Linked DNA regions of Mus musculus: region 2 is linked to region 1. The links are chromatin loops, found by intact Hi-C in ENCODE. Cell type or tissue: left cerebral cortex. All regions are shown on one strand. Each heading gives the region's core, and the rest is flanking DNA. Links, peaks and the distances in the headings are about the cores only. Region 1 has its middle 21 kb from the start of Cnga2. Region 2 has its middle 16 kb from the start of Gm52416.

The links. A loop is a pair of places that touch in the nucleus more often than their neighbours do. Peaks named below come from ENCODE experiments on the same cell type or tissue, not always from the same donor. Only the 100,000 strongest peaks of a DNase experiment are listed, where the experiment ranks them.
Region 2: a loop joins it to region 1, with 12 times the contacts of the local background. A loop is called at or near these places in 2 of 42 quality-filtered maps.

The regions. Positions count from the first base shown.
Region 1 is chrX:72,011,716-72,014,215 of GRCm38, reverse strand. No RefSeq gene overlaps it. Among named protein-coding and RNA genes, the nearest start is that of Cnga2, 21 kb to the right of the region's middle. In left cerebral cortex, for the core only: a CTCF peak has its summit at 1,254 (motif pointing left); DNase peaks (open chromatin) are centred at 1,278, 1,779 and 2,331.
Region 2 is chrX:72,888,260-72,900,783 of GRCm38, reverse strand. No RefSeq gene overlaps it. Among named protein-coding and RNA genes, the nearest start is that of Gm52416, 16 kb to the right of the region's middle. In left cerebral cortex, for the core only: no CTCF peak of the experiment used is centred there; a DNase peak (open chromatin) is centred at 4,910.

The sequences.
Region 1 (2,500 bases), core at 1-2,500:
TCAAAAGATGGCCTAGTCGGCCATCACTGGAAAGAGAGGCCCATTGGACACGCAAATTTTATATGCCCCAGTACAGGGAAACGCCAGTGCCAAAAAGTGGGAATGGGTGGGTAGGGAAGTGGGGGGGGTGGTATGGGGGACTTTTGGGATAGCATTGGAAATGTAATTGAGGAAAATATGTAATTAAAAAATATTTAAAAAAAAGAAATAAGAAGCTGAATTTCTTATAAAACAGTTCTGGGATAGGTAATGGAATGTCCATGAGTTATGTTTGGATAAGTATACCCAGGACTAAGAACAGGCAGGGAAATGAGGCTGAGGGTGTAGGGTCTAACTCAATGGAGAGAGCAAAAGAAGGCACTGCCTTAAGACTACTAGCATTTCCATTTAGAGAACACTAACATTCCAATGGCTGCTATAGATGCTGCAGATGTAGTAGGAAAACAACAAAATACCTATCTTGGGTTGCTGATATGAAGATTGTGCTAAGTACTTAAAAGGAAAGTCAAATAAGGTGGCAATACAGAGTAGCATGGAATCTTTTCAGAGTTGATCTCCAAAGGAGATCTAAAGACAAAAGAGCCAGTCTTGACAAGATCTCTGGGACACACACACACACACACACACACACACACACACACTGAGAGACAGAGTCAGATCAAGTGTGAGGCTATAGAGGAGAAGGACACTTAGTGTATGTGAGAAATCAAAAGGAGACTAGAAGCCTGGGGTGGAAATAAGAAGGTTGTTAAAAGGATTCAGCAGGGTCAGAGATCCTAGCAGGGCCATATCTTTTAGGATGATGGAACTGGAGCCATGAGTTTGAGTTTTATCATCAGAATAATAGAAACCCACTGGGATATTTTAAGTAAAGTGACAGAATATAATTTTCTTATAAATAATGGACTATGAAGGACAAGGTCGGAAGCCACACATCTCTTTAGTCGTGACTGAAGCTATCCAGCAGAGACCTGATATTAGCTTAGGCTAGGACAAGTGGAGTAGAAGTTGTAGAGGTCCTGGAAAAGAGACTTCACCAACAGCCATGTGAAGCCCTAAAGGTGTCACCTAACTGCTGAAGTAGGCCTGGTTGGTGTGTGTTATGGGCCTATGTGTGGTGTGTATGTGTGTCTGTTTGTGTCTCTGTGTGTGTGCTGTAAAGGGGGCATCTGTATGTGTGTGTGCTATAAAGGGGCTGTAAAACACAATAACCCGTCCCATTTTCCTGATGTCAGTTCGCCCTCTGGTGGTTGGGTTCCTTTTCTGTGCCCTGAGGACTTCCTTGTTATTGGACAAAACAGTGGGGAGATCCCTCTACATTGATCTCCCTCCAAAAAAGGATGTGACAAGTGTCCCATCTTTCAGCTTCAAGCTATGAAACAGATCGATTAATGCTGCTGATTAAGTCTGCCTGATCCAGGATGGGAGTGGCAGTCTGTAAGAGAAGCTGTGACCAACAAGGGTCAGACAGAAAGGGAAGAAAAAGTGAGGGACAGCAGGGGCTTTTGTTTTCTATAGGTCACCAATACAAAAGAAAATTGATGGTCATGCACAAGTGGGGCAAATTATCTTCGGTGGATATTTTCAGAAGAAAATAAAACCATTCCAATTTAAACATTTGTAAACTAAGAGCAGAGAACATCATGTTGTACTGAATAAACATAGCACACAATGGAAAATGTATTTCAGCTCTTTCACTACAGCCAGTTACAGAAAGAGGCGGGGGTGGCGGCCAGCAACAAGCAGCAGAGAGTCACGATCTTGCTGAGAGAACAGAGGAAAGGGGGTGGATGGGGCTTGGTCAGAAATAGACACTGTCTGACTAGGCTGACGTCCAAAGGCTCACCGGATGTCTGTGCCATGTCCCAAACAGACTCACAAAAACAAGACACAAACACACACGCGTGCACACGCACACGTGTGCACACACACACACACACACACACACACACACACCTCACACTCAAGATTAAGGGAACATAGATGTTTAATGCACAGAAAAATGTTGTGGAAGATGAAATACAAGGATGTCTGGGAAAAGGGAAGCTGAGCATTAAAGTCTGTGTTTTTAAACCTAGAGAGCCCTGCTTTGTCAAAGCAAGCAAGCAGCTCCAGGGCTTGGCTGAAGGTAAACCAGACTCCATAGAGAAACTACCACTTTCTTGCTGATAGGAAGGTAAGCATTTTCAATATAACCAGCCACCTGTTTCTGGCACTAGTGTTCTTCTAAGCATGCAAGAATAATGTCTTGTGCAGGTTCCAGGGTTTGTAAAAACATTAATTCAGTGCAGCCTTAGCAACAAGCATTATGGCAAGCAGCTGTCCAGGGCTTTAGATACAGGGGCTTCTCTCCCTGTTGGCTGGGCCTCTCTTAAGCTGAAGGGCTTACAGTCTTCTTTCCAGCATAATAGCACAACAGAGAAGCCAAGTACATACAAAGCAGTGACCCATCACCAGTGCTAACTCCCTACTGTTTACCACCTTAAGCCCAAGACTTGAG
Region 2 (12,524 bases), core at 3,919-6,418, 880 kb before region 1:
ATTTATCCATACAACGGAGTATTGTTCATCCATAAATGGGACAAAATACATTGTAAAAGTAATTTTATTGGCATATATATATTATACGTGTGCTAGATTTCATACTTCCTATTGGGAACATTTGTTCTTTTATATTTTTCCTGCTATTTCCTTTAAAAAAATTATATACATCTGGGACTGTAGTGATAATGGCTTAGTGTTTTAAACACTTGCTGCTAATGACATAGCCTTGTTCTTTATGACTGAAAATTTTCTCTATATATGTAAATTTCTCTATATGTAATATATATTGTGATCATATCTTCATATATTGTGGACCAATTCTTCTTGTCTGGATAGTGAAAACCCTATGCTTATTGAGTAAATCAAGATACTGATGACAAATATATTATTACACTTATATATGGTACATACTACAGGCAAGTGCATACAGATAGTAAATAAGAGATTACCACAGACTAGAGGAAAGGGAAGTGAATTAATATTTAACATGTAGTGAGTTTTTGTTGGAAATGATAAAGTTTTGGGTAAATATACTGGTAATGGTTACCAGTATATCGTGAATACATTTAGTGTCAATGAATTATATAGTTAGAAGTAATTAAAATGATAAATGTTCCAGAATATAATTCCAGGATAAGTATGAAAAATATTCTTAACAGAAGGGTACTGTGCTTTTAGATCTAGTTTAAGCTCTTGACAAAGTGGGGATGGTATGTTTAAGTGAAAGAGCAAGTGCTGCAGAAGTTCTAGTAGCGATGATAAGATATAAAGGCATGTGGATCCTGTCATTTAGTTACGGAAAACTGTGAGCTTAAGGCCTCTATTTACCCATGCTTGTTACTTTAGCTTTGGCGCTTAACACAGTATCTGCTATACTGTGAGTACTTGATATGTATTTGTTGGATGATTAAATGAATACATAAAATCTGTAACTTCCTAATCTACTTAAATGTTTGTATGGTGGGTGCTGCAGACCTTGGTAGATGGTTTGGGGCTCTTCCATACTGCTCTGATAATATGAGTGCCCATGTCCACTGGCATACTGTGTGACACAAAATAGAGGATCCTAGCAAACTAGTGGAACCTCAGAATGGACTGGGAACAGGGTGGTGGCTCCTTCCTCCATCTTTATGCAAGTCCCCTCAGGTGCTGGCAGCCTGACACCTCCCCATAGTGACGGTGGGATGGTTAATTACTCCAGAGCTTGTGTAGATTCCCCATTGAGCCAAAGGCTGTATTAAAAAAAAACCACATTTGCTACTGTACCATACAGTAAATTTGCATCTCCATGCTGGAGTCTGGAGTCTGTTTTCCAGGTTCATGACTCCACCTCTATCACCCCCTTCTGGATCCCAGTTCCTACAATTATATAGCCTGTCCTTTTGGGTATCTTTGTCAATTATTTGATCTATATTTAGAAGTATGAGCCTGTAACTAGATAGTGTAATTTCTTGTAACTAGTTACACAGTATATTAGCTAGACTAGGCTCATTGCTGCATCAAATAATTTCTGCATCTCAGTGAACTTATTCAATCAAGGATTATTTTCTAGCTGTGCTGTGTCTCTAAGCTGATGGAGGAGAGTTGGGATAAAGGTTGACATTTTCTCCATGAACGCTTTTAGGGACCCAGCTTTCTCTTGTTTGTAGCTCCAGTGGCCCATAGATATTCACAGATCTTCCATTTTTGTACCTGGAAAATAAATGAGAGGAAAGCACATTAAGGATAATATGTGGCCAGACCTGAAAGTGTCATCCGACCACTTGTCCCCATCACATTTGATGGTAAGTGGCCACATGATAACCCAAGGGAATCCCAATAGTAAGATTCTGGGAATGTAGCTACATGTAAAGGAGGAAAGGAAGTGATGACTGGTGACATTGTATATGTATATGTAATGAGTGAAATGTACGTTCAGGAAGTTCTCCTAGGGAAGCTGTGTGGTGAGAATTCTAAGAGAAGTATCATAGGCCAAACATCCCAGACCCTCAGTGTTTAAGAAATAGAAAGAGGAAGAGCAAAGATAGGAGGCTAAAGATAGGCAAAGTGACTGAAGGAAATCTAACTGCAAGGCCACAGGGCCAAGAGAACACTCTGGGAGGGCTGTAATATTATTGTCTTTAGATTTAGTAGCATAGAGAATATATACATATATATATATATATGTATATATATATATATATATGTGTGTGTGTGTGTGTGTGTGTGTGTGTGTGTGTATCTATACCTATATCTATATAGAAACATTTTTTGAGAATTTGTAAAATGGTGAAAGGATATAGGATAGCAGCTAGTGTCCAGACAAGATGATATTCAAGATGGGAATAGAAAAAAATGGATGGGAGAAACTTGTGAATGTTTGAAATTTACAGGGAAATAAGCATGTATATAGACCCAGGAACAAGTAAACAGACTGTTGGACAAACAACTACCCTGGAAACAGACTCATGCATATGGCAATTGGCTTAGCTATTAAGAAGAAATGCTAGAAAGTGGACTGTTTCTGATACAGACATGTGTGCATCAATGTTTGGGAGCATCATTGTATCTAGGTTGGACAGTCATCTCAGCTTGGGATAGGGGTGTAAAGCAAAAAGAAACTTTCAGAAATTGTAGCCACAGGGGAAATGTGGGAGTTATAGGCCTCAGGGAAGGCCCCAAGCCCACAATGAAACAAGAGACGGATGTATCTTGATAATGACTGCAGATTTTCCATATTGGGTGATCTAGGGGTATAGTCTCAACAAGGCTAGGCAAGTTGTACCCATATACTTGAAGTGAGGCTACACCAAATTCCAGACTTGCTGTGGCTGCCATAGAGCCTGTATATATTTTACCCCTCAGAGCTTCAGGTCCCTCTGAAACAGCCATAAATTTTACTTCCTAGGAGCAAAGTGAGGGAAGGTTTTTATAGTGGTCCTCCAAAATAAGGCAGACTGGGTCATTTAAACAGCTGTGGTTCAAGGCACAGATATCTATTGACTCATAGTTTTAGAGGCCAGAAGTCCAATATCAAAGTGTGCACAGAGTTGCTTTATCCCGAGCCCTTTCTCTTTACTATGCACTTAGCTTAATTCATTCTGTCTGTATCTGTATCTGTATCTGTATCTGTATCTGTATCTGTATCTGTATCTGTATCTGTATCTGTATCTGTATCTGTATCTGTATCTGTATCTATCTGTATCTGTATCTGTATCTGTATCTGTATCTGTATCTGTATCTGTATCTGTATCTATCTGTATCTGTATCATCTGTATCATCTGTGTTTCTATCTCCTAAGGAAACAAGTCACAATGCATTAGGATCTACCATACAAACCTTATTCTACTTTGGTTGCTTCATTAGAAGGTCTTTCACTAAGGACAATTACATTCTGTAGTACTGGGTATTAGGACTTCAGGATATGGATTTAGGAGAGAGAAAAATTCAGTCCTTATAAATATTACCTTAGGGTCTGACATGACCTCACTGAATGTGTGTAGAGTGTTATATGAAGCTTTAATGGCCCTAAAATTAATGATTAAGGATCAGGAACAGAGATGGAAACTAGCTACTTTAGACAAAATCTAAGGCAAGAGGAAGCAAACTGTTTCTGAGACGTGGGAGGAGCCAAGGGGTTCAAGATAGAGACAGAGTAGGCATTGTCTTTGTCCATTTTTATGTGAGACAGGAAGCTCTCCAAAATCTTGTTTCTTCTACTTCTGAGTTGAATCCCAGAACAGGTGACAGAATCGTGCTTTCTATAACCCCCAGTTTTCTGCTGTGGACATCCCAAGAGAGTCTCCTCATACTGATGCCTCTTTGAATCAAATTGTCTACTGATGCCCAAAGATAGTTAAGGACAATCTATTGGCCCTGCAAGGGAGCTGGCATGTGAACTTAAGCTCATCATACCTGTTCCCCTATAGTTCAGTTTTCTCCTTTGTAAAATGGCAGTTCTAGGAGTTATACATAATTTGTGGGACTCACTGTAAAATAATCATGTCCCCCATTTCTAGAAAGCCACTACTGTAGTGGGCTTCCATATGGCTTTAAAAATGTGTTTAGTATTACCTTTTCCTTTTTTTTTCCTTGAAAAACGTTAAGGTGTTGGGGAGATGGTTCAGTGGGTAAAATGCTTGCTGCACAACCATGAGGTTCTGAGTTTCTGAGTTTAGACCTCAGAACCCATGTAAAATCAGGGTATGGCAGTGTGTTACCTACAACTGCAGCCCCGGATGGGGGGAAATAGAGACAGATCCTGAGAGCTCAATGGGCAGTTAACACAGCTAATTGGTGAGCTCTAGGTTCAATAAGAGATCCTGACTCAAAAGTGATAAAGACACTTGATAGTGATCTCTGGCCTCTGCACACAGAGATACACACATGGAATTGTATGCCTTTCACACACACAAACAACTAGAACAAAGTTATTAAGCCCTTTAAGTCAGTAATAGCTGAGTCTTAAAACTAAGTGTGCAGATTCCATGTGTGACTACCTAGACTACACAACCATGAAACCAGTCTGGCTTCCAGCCATCTCCCTTCTCTTGAAATTGTACAGGTGTGCACTGTGTGATGAACAGTCAAATGCTATGCTACAAAACTGAGTTCATTTCCAAAATAAAGTCGTCCACTTCTAGGTATCTGTTGGGCACATTTAGACTTCTCTGATAGTTTGCATACAAATAGCACTCCTCAGCACCTACTCTGGATTCCCTTGCCCACTGTGTATCCCCTTCCCTTTTCACTTCACTTGGCCTTGGGTACTCTGAAAGCATCAGAATCAAGGGTCGACATCAGTCCCTACGGGGCTCAGACTCATAGTTGAGCTCACATTTATGCGTTAGAGCTACAGCACTTTTGTTCTTTGGTAGCCTGGGAAATCCCTGTGTTCCCTAGCAACAAGACCCATTTGGAGCTGTTGCTAGGGAAACCCTGGGATTTCCATAGTTACTGAGAGCTCATGCAGCATCTTTTCTCCTATAGCTGAACATATCTGGTATCAGCAGAAGAGGGGGAAGGGAGCTGATCTGCTGCTACCAAAGGGGGCAGGGCTGTTTTCACTGTATCTTATGATTCTGCACAGAGGAGCAAACAAATGAGCAGGGCCAGAGCCTGCCTGCAAGAATTATGAATCAATAGTGCTATCCTCACCACATAGAAACCTCTAAGCAATGGGCGATCAATTTGGAGTGATGTGGTCTCTTGGGTTTCCATGGTCCCGAGTGTACACAGCACAGAAATCACTGAATGCATTCTATCTATTTATTTGTGTTTCCTCCCACTCTGAGTAGGCACCAGATCTTCTCTTTGGTTGTCTGGGGAAAGAGCAAGAACATTTTTGAATACATGAAATAAAATAGGTACATTTTGAAAGGAAATAATTTTAATTGGACTGCAACTACTAAAATATTTTTCTTACAGCATGATTTTGTCATAAAACTTATCAAATAATAAAATGGAGTAGCAGCTCTAATTACTGTCAAAGTGCTGACAAGTGTAAAGGATATTTGGAAAGAGTTACTGCCACGAGTACTGAGGATACTAGGGATTTCTCTTGACGACAAAGTCCTGATTATTACCTTTACTGTTTGCACCCTTAATTGGCAAAGCTAAATTTCAGTTAGAGGTTGTTAAAAGAAAAAAAATACTCTCCCAAATTTAATTCCACAGACTCTCTAAACTTTATGGATGTTGTGGACTCTGGGCTTGAACACAGACAATCATGTGTAGCTGTAACATCTTTCAAGAGCTGAGCTATTTAAACAAATAATGCTGGGAACAGCTGAATATACATAAGTCAAAGAACCATGCTGGAGTCTCACTATATACCATGCATATAAATTAACTTAAATGAATCAAAGACTTAAATTATGGGACAGAACTATAAAGCATATAGAAAAAATGGGAAAAAAGAGCTTCATTATATTAGATATAATAGCTTTTAAAAATATGGCATCAAAATATACACATGACCAAAGAACAATCAGATAAATGAGGCTACTTCAAAAGTAAAACATACCAACATACCAAAGAAAACAATCATTAGAGTAAAATGGCAATCAATGAAATGACAGAAAGCATTTATAGTTAATATATCTGATAATATATCTGTTATCGGCTATACACAAATAACTTTTACAACTGGACAACAACCATGTTTTATGTTTAAAAAAATAGACTGATGAAGTGTTAAGGAGATGTGGTGAAAAGGACACATTGCTCTTTTAGAAGATCTGAGTTTCCCAATATCCATATGGCAGCTCACAACTATCTGCTAACACCAGTCCCAGGGCATCCAATCCCCTCTTCTGGTCCTGCATGCACGTGCATTTACACAGAGGCAAAACATTAATACATAAATTTAAAACAAATTAAAATAGATAGATGGTTTAATTAGCTATTTCTCTAAAGAACATACAATAAAATTTTATTCAGCCACAAAGAAGATTGGAATTATGTTATTTGCTGGAAAACTGATGTGGCTGGAGATAATCATATTGAGTGAAATAAGTCAAACTCAGAAAAGCATATATTGCATGCCTTTTCTCATTTACATAAGAAAGAAACTAGTGGAAGGGGAAAGAGGGGGAATGAATATGGATAAAATTAGATATATTTGAAATTCCCTTTATGAAACTCAGCATTGTGTATAATAAGTTTATACCAATAAAGTGTGTATGGGGCTGACAAGATGGAGCAGTGAGCAAAATCACTTGTCTCCAAGTATGACAACCAGACAAAGTTAGATTCCTGGGACCCACATGATGGAAGGAGAGAACTGACTCTAGCAAGTTGTCTTCTGATCTACATGTATACTCCCTACCCACACATAAATAGCATAGAAAGTTTAAAGTAAATGTATAATAAATGACATGCACAATGGCTAATAAGATGCTCAACACCATCAGCCAATCAGGATCACTATGAGATTCCACTTTCCATGGAAAGTGATCCATCAGAATGGCACCCTTAAAAAATAGAAAATATCCTTAGTTAAAGTCACACCAAGGTATTTTATATTATTTATAATAGCCAGACGCTTGAAAGAACCCAGATGCCCCTCAACAGAGGAATGGATACAGAAAATGTGGTACATTTACACAATGGAGTACTACTCAGCTATTAAAAAGAATGAATTTATGAAATTCCTAGGCAAATGGATGGACCTGGAGGGCATCATCCTGAGTGAGGTAACCCAATCACAAAGGAACTCGCACAATATGTACTCACTGATAAGTGGATATTAGCCCAGAAACTTAGGATACCCAAGATATAAGATACAATTTGCTAAACGCATGAAATTCAAGAAGAACAAAGATCAAAGTGTGGACACTTTGCCCCTTCTTAGAAATGGGAACAAAACACCCATGGAAGGAGTTACAGAGACAAAATTTGGAGCTGTGACGAAAGGATGGATCATCTAGTGATTGCCATATGCAGGGATCCATCCCATAATCAGCTTCTAAACGCTGACACCATTGCATACTCTAGCAAGATTTTGCTGAAAGGACCCAGATATAGCTGTCTCTTGTGAGACTATGCCAGGGCCTAGCAAACTCAGAAGTGGATGATCACAGTCAGCTATTGGATGGATCACACAGCCCCCAATGGAGGAGCTAGAGAAATTACCCAAAGAGCTAAAGGGAACTGCAACCCTATAGGTGGAACAACAATATGAACTAACCAGTACCCTGGAGCTCTTGTCTCTAGCTGCATATGTATCAAAAGATGGCCTAATCGGCCATCACTGCAAAGAGAGGCCCATTGGACTTGCAAACTTTATATGCCCCAGTACAGGGGAACCCCAGGGCCAAAAAGGGGGAGTGGGTGGGTAGGGGATTGGGGGGGTGGGTATGGGGGACTTTTGGGATAGCATTGAAAATGTAAACGAGGAAAATACCTAATAAAAAAATAAATTAAAAAAATAGAAAATATCAAGTGTTGCTAAGAATCTGGAAAAGCTGGGACCCTTATATACTGCTTCTGGGGTTCTGAAAAGGTGTAATCTCCACAAATGACAGTATGGGGATCCCTCAAAAAATTAAAAGTACAATTATCATAAGATTCATCAATCCTACTTATATACTTACTAAAAAGATTTGGGTTCAGATCATAATGACACTTTTTACTGTAGGCTTAGATTTTTCAAAACATGCTTTAATGAGGGTTCTCAAATGCTTCGACCTCCCTTCTAGCCCACTGTCCAAAGGTAGAGGAGAAAAGATAGTAATTAGGACAAGGGGATGTGGACCTGTTTAGAAGTAGTTCTTTGGGGCAATTGCAATCTCTATTGTCAGGATATGAGCAGTTCAGACCAGTAGTGTCAGGATACCAAACATGAATCATCAGTGGTGGCTTGATCCAGTGGAAACCACCAGTTCTCCACCAAGTTGGCAGTGGGAGTAACCAGCATCAGCTGGGTCATAAAAAAGTTCTCTGCCATGCCTCTCTCAAGAGAGCAAATACTCGAGACCAATAAAGCATTACAAATCTAGCTATGCAATTGCACTGTCACTGTTGAATCCTACTTATACTCTCTACAAACATCACATGTCCTCTCACGGGTCTTGCTTCAGCAAAACTGCATGAATGCATCACATGACATGACTAGAAATTTCCACTCCATTTTATACCCTTATTTTTCTGCCTTATTCATAATAACCAGGAGGTGGAAAGATGAGCCAAATGTTCATCAGTAAATGAAGATCTGAACAAAACATGATATATATACATGAAAGTATATTATTTGACTATAAAAAGTGATATATGACAAATGTTACAACATGGATGAAGACATTTCCCTAAGTGAAATAATCAAACTACTACTAAAGAGTAATTCAAATGATAAATTTAAAGTTATATGTATTTTATGATAAGTAAAGATGAAGAGGCATACATGAGGCAAAGAAGCAAGCAATCTTTTTGGTTTGAAAATGCCTTGTTATGGGAGATGGGAATAGCCAGCCACTTTTAGATTTAAGGTCCATTCCACAAGATGTTAACTTATACCTGATACTGTTAAATGGCTAAGAATCCGAGACTAGTTAGGTGACAGGCTTAGGGGAAAAACAATACTATTATTTTGCTAAAGGAACATAGCAATAAAATGACTCCAAATGACACACTGCTATACCTACAGATCATTGCATCACTCACCCCTCATCAGAGAAGCTTCTCCTTGCAGTAAATGGGAATTAACAGAGACCCACAACTGGACAACATGCAGAGAGTGAGAGACTTTGGAGCACTCAGTTCTAAATGGGATGTCTTCATTAAAACCCACTTTTCAAGTCTCAAGGATCTATGTGGAAAAGGAGGCAGAAATATTGTAAGAACCAGAGGTAATGGATGACTCCAAATAAACCTTGTATTTTTCCAGGCATAATAGGACTGAAACACATATGAACTTTGAGAGATTGTGGAAACACACAAGAGGCCTGCACAGGTTCAATCCAGACAGCACCCAGCTCCGGGAGGATCCCAGCACTGGGATGGGGAAGGGTTATACTAGATACAAGATCTCATACCTATGCAAGAAAACTATTTGGAACTGATATCTGCTAAGAAAGGAAAAATCTGTTTTTTTTTTCAATGCAGTGTCACTAGGTATATTGAGAACCAAGGAGAGCATATCCAGAGAAGCCTATGTGCCACAATCTACAAGAGAATATCTGGAGATGGGGCATTAAACCCTGAGCCTCTGGCTGTGCAATCTTCACAGACCACAGAACTTCAACATCAGAAAGGCAATGCATTTTCCCAGGCTCCTTTGTCAGGAGACCCACTTCCAACTGTCTTTACTGCTAGTCCAAAAAAGATGCAAACCTATTTCCAGGTGAGCTAGAGAACAGAAATAAAAATAAGTCTGTGTTTGGCAACACGGAGAAAGAGGCCACATTGATGGTTTTTCTCACTTAGTTGTTCATTCAAGTAAATTGTATTGAACATCCAGTGAACTTAAACAAATTTTCATATTTTCTAGTTTCCTGAGCTCAAGTTGCTCTTTAAATATTCAACATTCTAAATTAGCTCCTCAAAACTATAATGACTGGCTCTCTCTCCTCTCCTCTTAAACTGCACAAGCATCTTAGAAAAATTTGCTATTGTTTTACAGTTATTGTATCTTATTTCTCTTCTCCATGAATCAAAAATTTCATTATTACTCATGCTATATAGTCACTGCTTATCTAAAATAATCCACCTTCATTTTGCCATCTTCTTGCATGTTAGTATTCCCAAGAATAATTTTCCCATCATACAATCTTAGACATCCATTAAACAATGGCTTCTGTTAAAGAGTACCATTCTTTGAGCCAAACAGCTGCCACTTTCACTAGCTCAGCTGTGCCAGCTTGCAAGAGACTATTGCCATCAAGAACCTGTTGACCACTGATGTTCCCTAACAGTAGGAGGGTATAGGGAGAGCCATTGGATCCTCTCTGGAATATTAGCCATGTTTTCCAGACACTTGTACACAATTCTGCTCTAATTGCACATGGTCTTGGAATCTTTGGAGGTTCTATAGGATAGGAAAGGTTAACTGATGAGATTCTATATGACTAGGGGGAATCCATCATTTATCCTGGGCAAAATTTTCTAGTACATTAGCTTCTGTGGTGTCCGTGCTCCTATAAGTAACTTCAATTAGTTCTCCAGGGTGAAGCTTGGTGTAATTGTACTTTGGTTTGTTGTTGAATGGAGTTATGTAACCACTTTGTGGACTCAGTTCTTTCCTCCCACCTTTAAGTGACTTCTGGGAATCTAATAAGTTGCAAGTCTTGCTGGCAATCACATTTACCAGAAAGCCATCCTAATATGCTTATTTATTCAAAAATTTCATGTATGAAGTGTTACATCCTAACAAAAACTTCAAAAGTATAATTTTGCAGTGGCTATGAAGCTAACATAAAGTTATATACCACACGAGTCTACATAGAGTATTTTTAGCAATGCAGAGCCTCCCATATGAAGTATAATCAACTTCTATGATAAAGGAAGATGTATGATAATTATTTTTCTTTGTTTTACTACCCTTTAAAACATTTAGTAATAATTTTTATTCCATTTGACATTAATCAATCATTTACCCTTTCAGTGCTGAGGTTCTTACCCAGGGTTGTGCATGTTAGACATGCACTCTAGCTCTGATCAACTCTCTACCAGCCTGAGCTGAAAATTTTTATCCAGTTTTAATTTTCAAAGAAAATTTGTCTACATGTTTTCTTGAAGTTATTTTTGTTGTTGTTCTGGTATTTTTTTGAGACACAATTTTATGTAGCTCAGGTTGGCCTTAAACTCACTGTGTAACCAAGGCTGGCTTTTGAACTCCAGATCCTCTTGTTACCACTCCCCAAATGCTGGGATGGTTAAAACTCAACTGTATTGAGCTTTGACAAATGCCTAAGTTGTGTGTCTACTAATACAATTATGGTGTTAAGCTTTTCTCTGTTCTCAGAAAGCTCCCTATTCTATTTCCTATTCAGTCTTTTTCTCATCCTAGGTAGCCATTATTCTGGTTTCATAAATTGTTCTTCATTTTCTAGAATGTTCTATAATTAAAATAAAATATTTTTCAATATTATTATAATTCTTTCTTTGTGTTTGTTTCACTGTTTTATTTTTATTATTGAATTACATTTCATTGGATAGATCACAATTTATTTAAACATTTACATGTAAGGAGATATTGGTTTATTTGTTTCCATTTGGAATGTTATGACCTTGTGGTGCTTTGAATAATAATGGTCCACAGATGCTTGTGGGGAATTGCAGGCTGGTATCCAGTTGATCTCTCTCTCTCCATTTTTATAATAAAGCTCTTAAACCATAGAGTCTCTGCTCCATCAAGTTCCGCTGCACACTCTGGTCAGTGTTGGGAACTTCTTCCCCTATTCCCTCTCTCCTACAACCCCGAGGCTTTAGCAAGGTAGCTCCGGGGTTCCCAGTCAGGGGACTGCCCCTTTTCCACTCCCCACTGCGTGAGTCAGAGGCTTAGATGCTCACCAGGGCCTAGTGGGAAGCGCCTGGCAGCTCTGCCTGCCCAGAACACAGGAACTCTGGCCAGACGTGGGCCCCTTTTCCTTCCCTTTCTTCCCCAGGGCCTCCCCAGGGCCCTCCTTTTATTTTGTTCCCAACAGATACTCATATATTTGAATGCTTAGTCCCTAAGGAGTGGAACTGTTTGAAAAGATTAGGAAGATGAGGAGGTGTGACCTTGTTGGAGGAAGTGTGTCACTGGGGGTGGATTTTGAGGTTTTAAATGCTCAAGCCAATCTCTTTCTTCCTGCTGTCTGTGGATCCAGATGTGTAACTCTCAGCTACTTCTCCAGCTGAGAAGTAGACCATGTCTACCTGTGTGCTGCCACATTCCCCACCATGATGAGAATGAACTAAACTCCAGAAACTGTAAGCAAGCTCCCAATTAAATGCTTTTTTTTTTTTTGAATAAGAGTTTCCTTGGTCATGGTATCTCTTCACAGCAATATAACAGTTGCTAAGACAATCCTGCTATAAACATCTTATAAACAGTTTTGTGC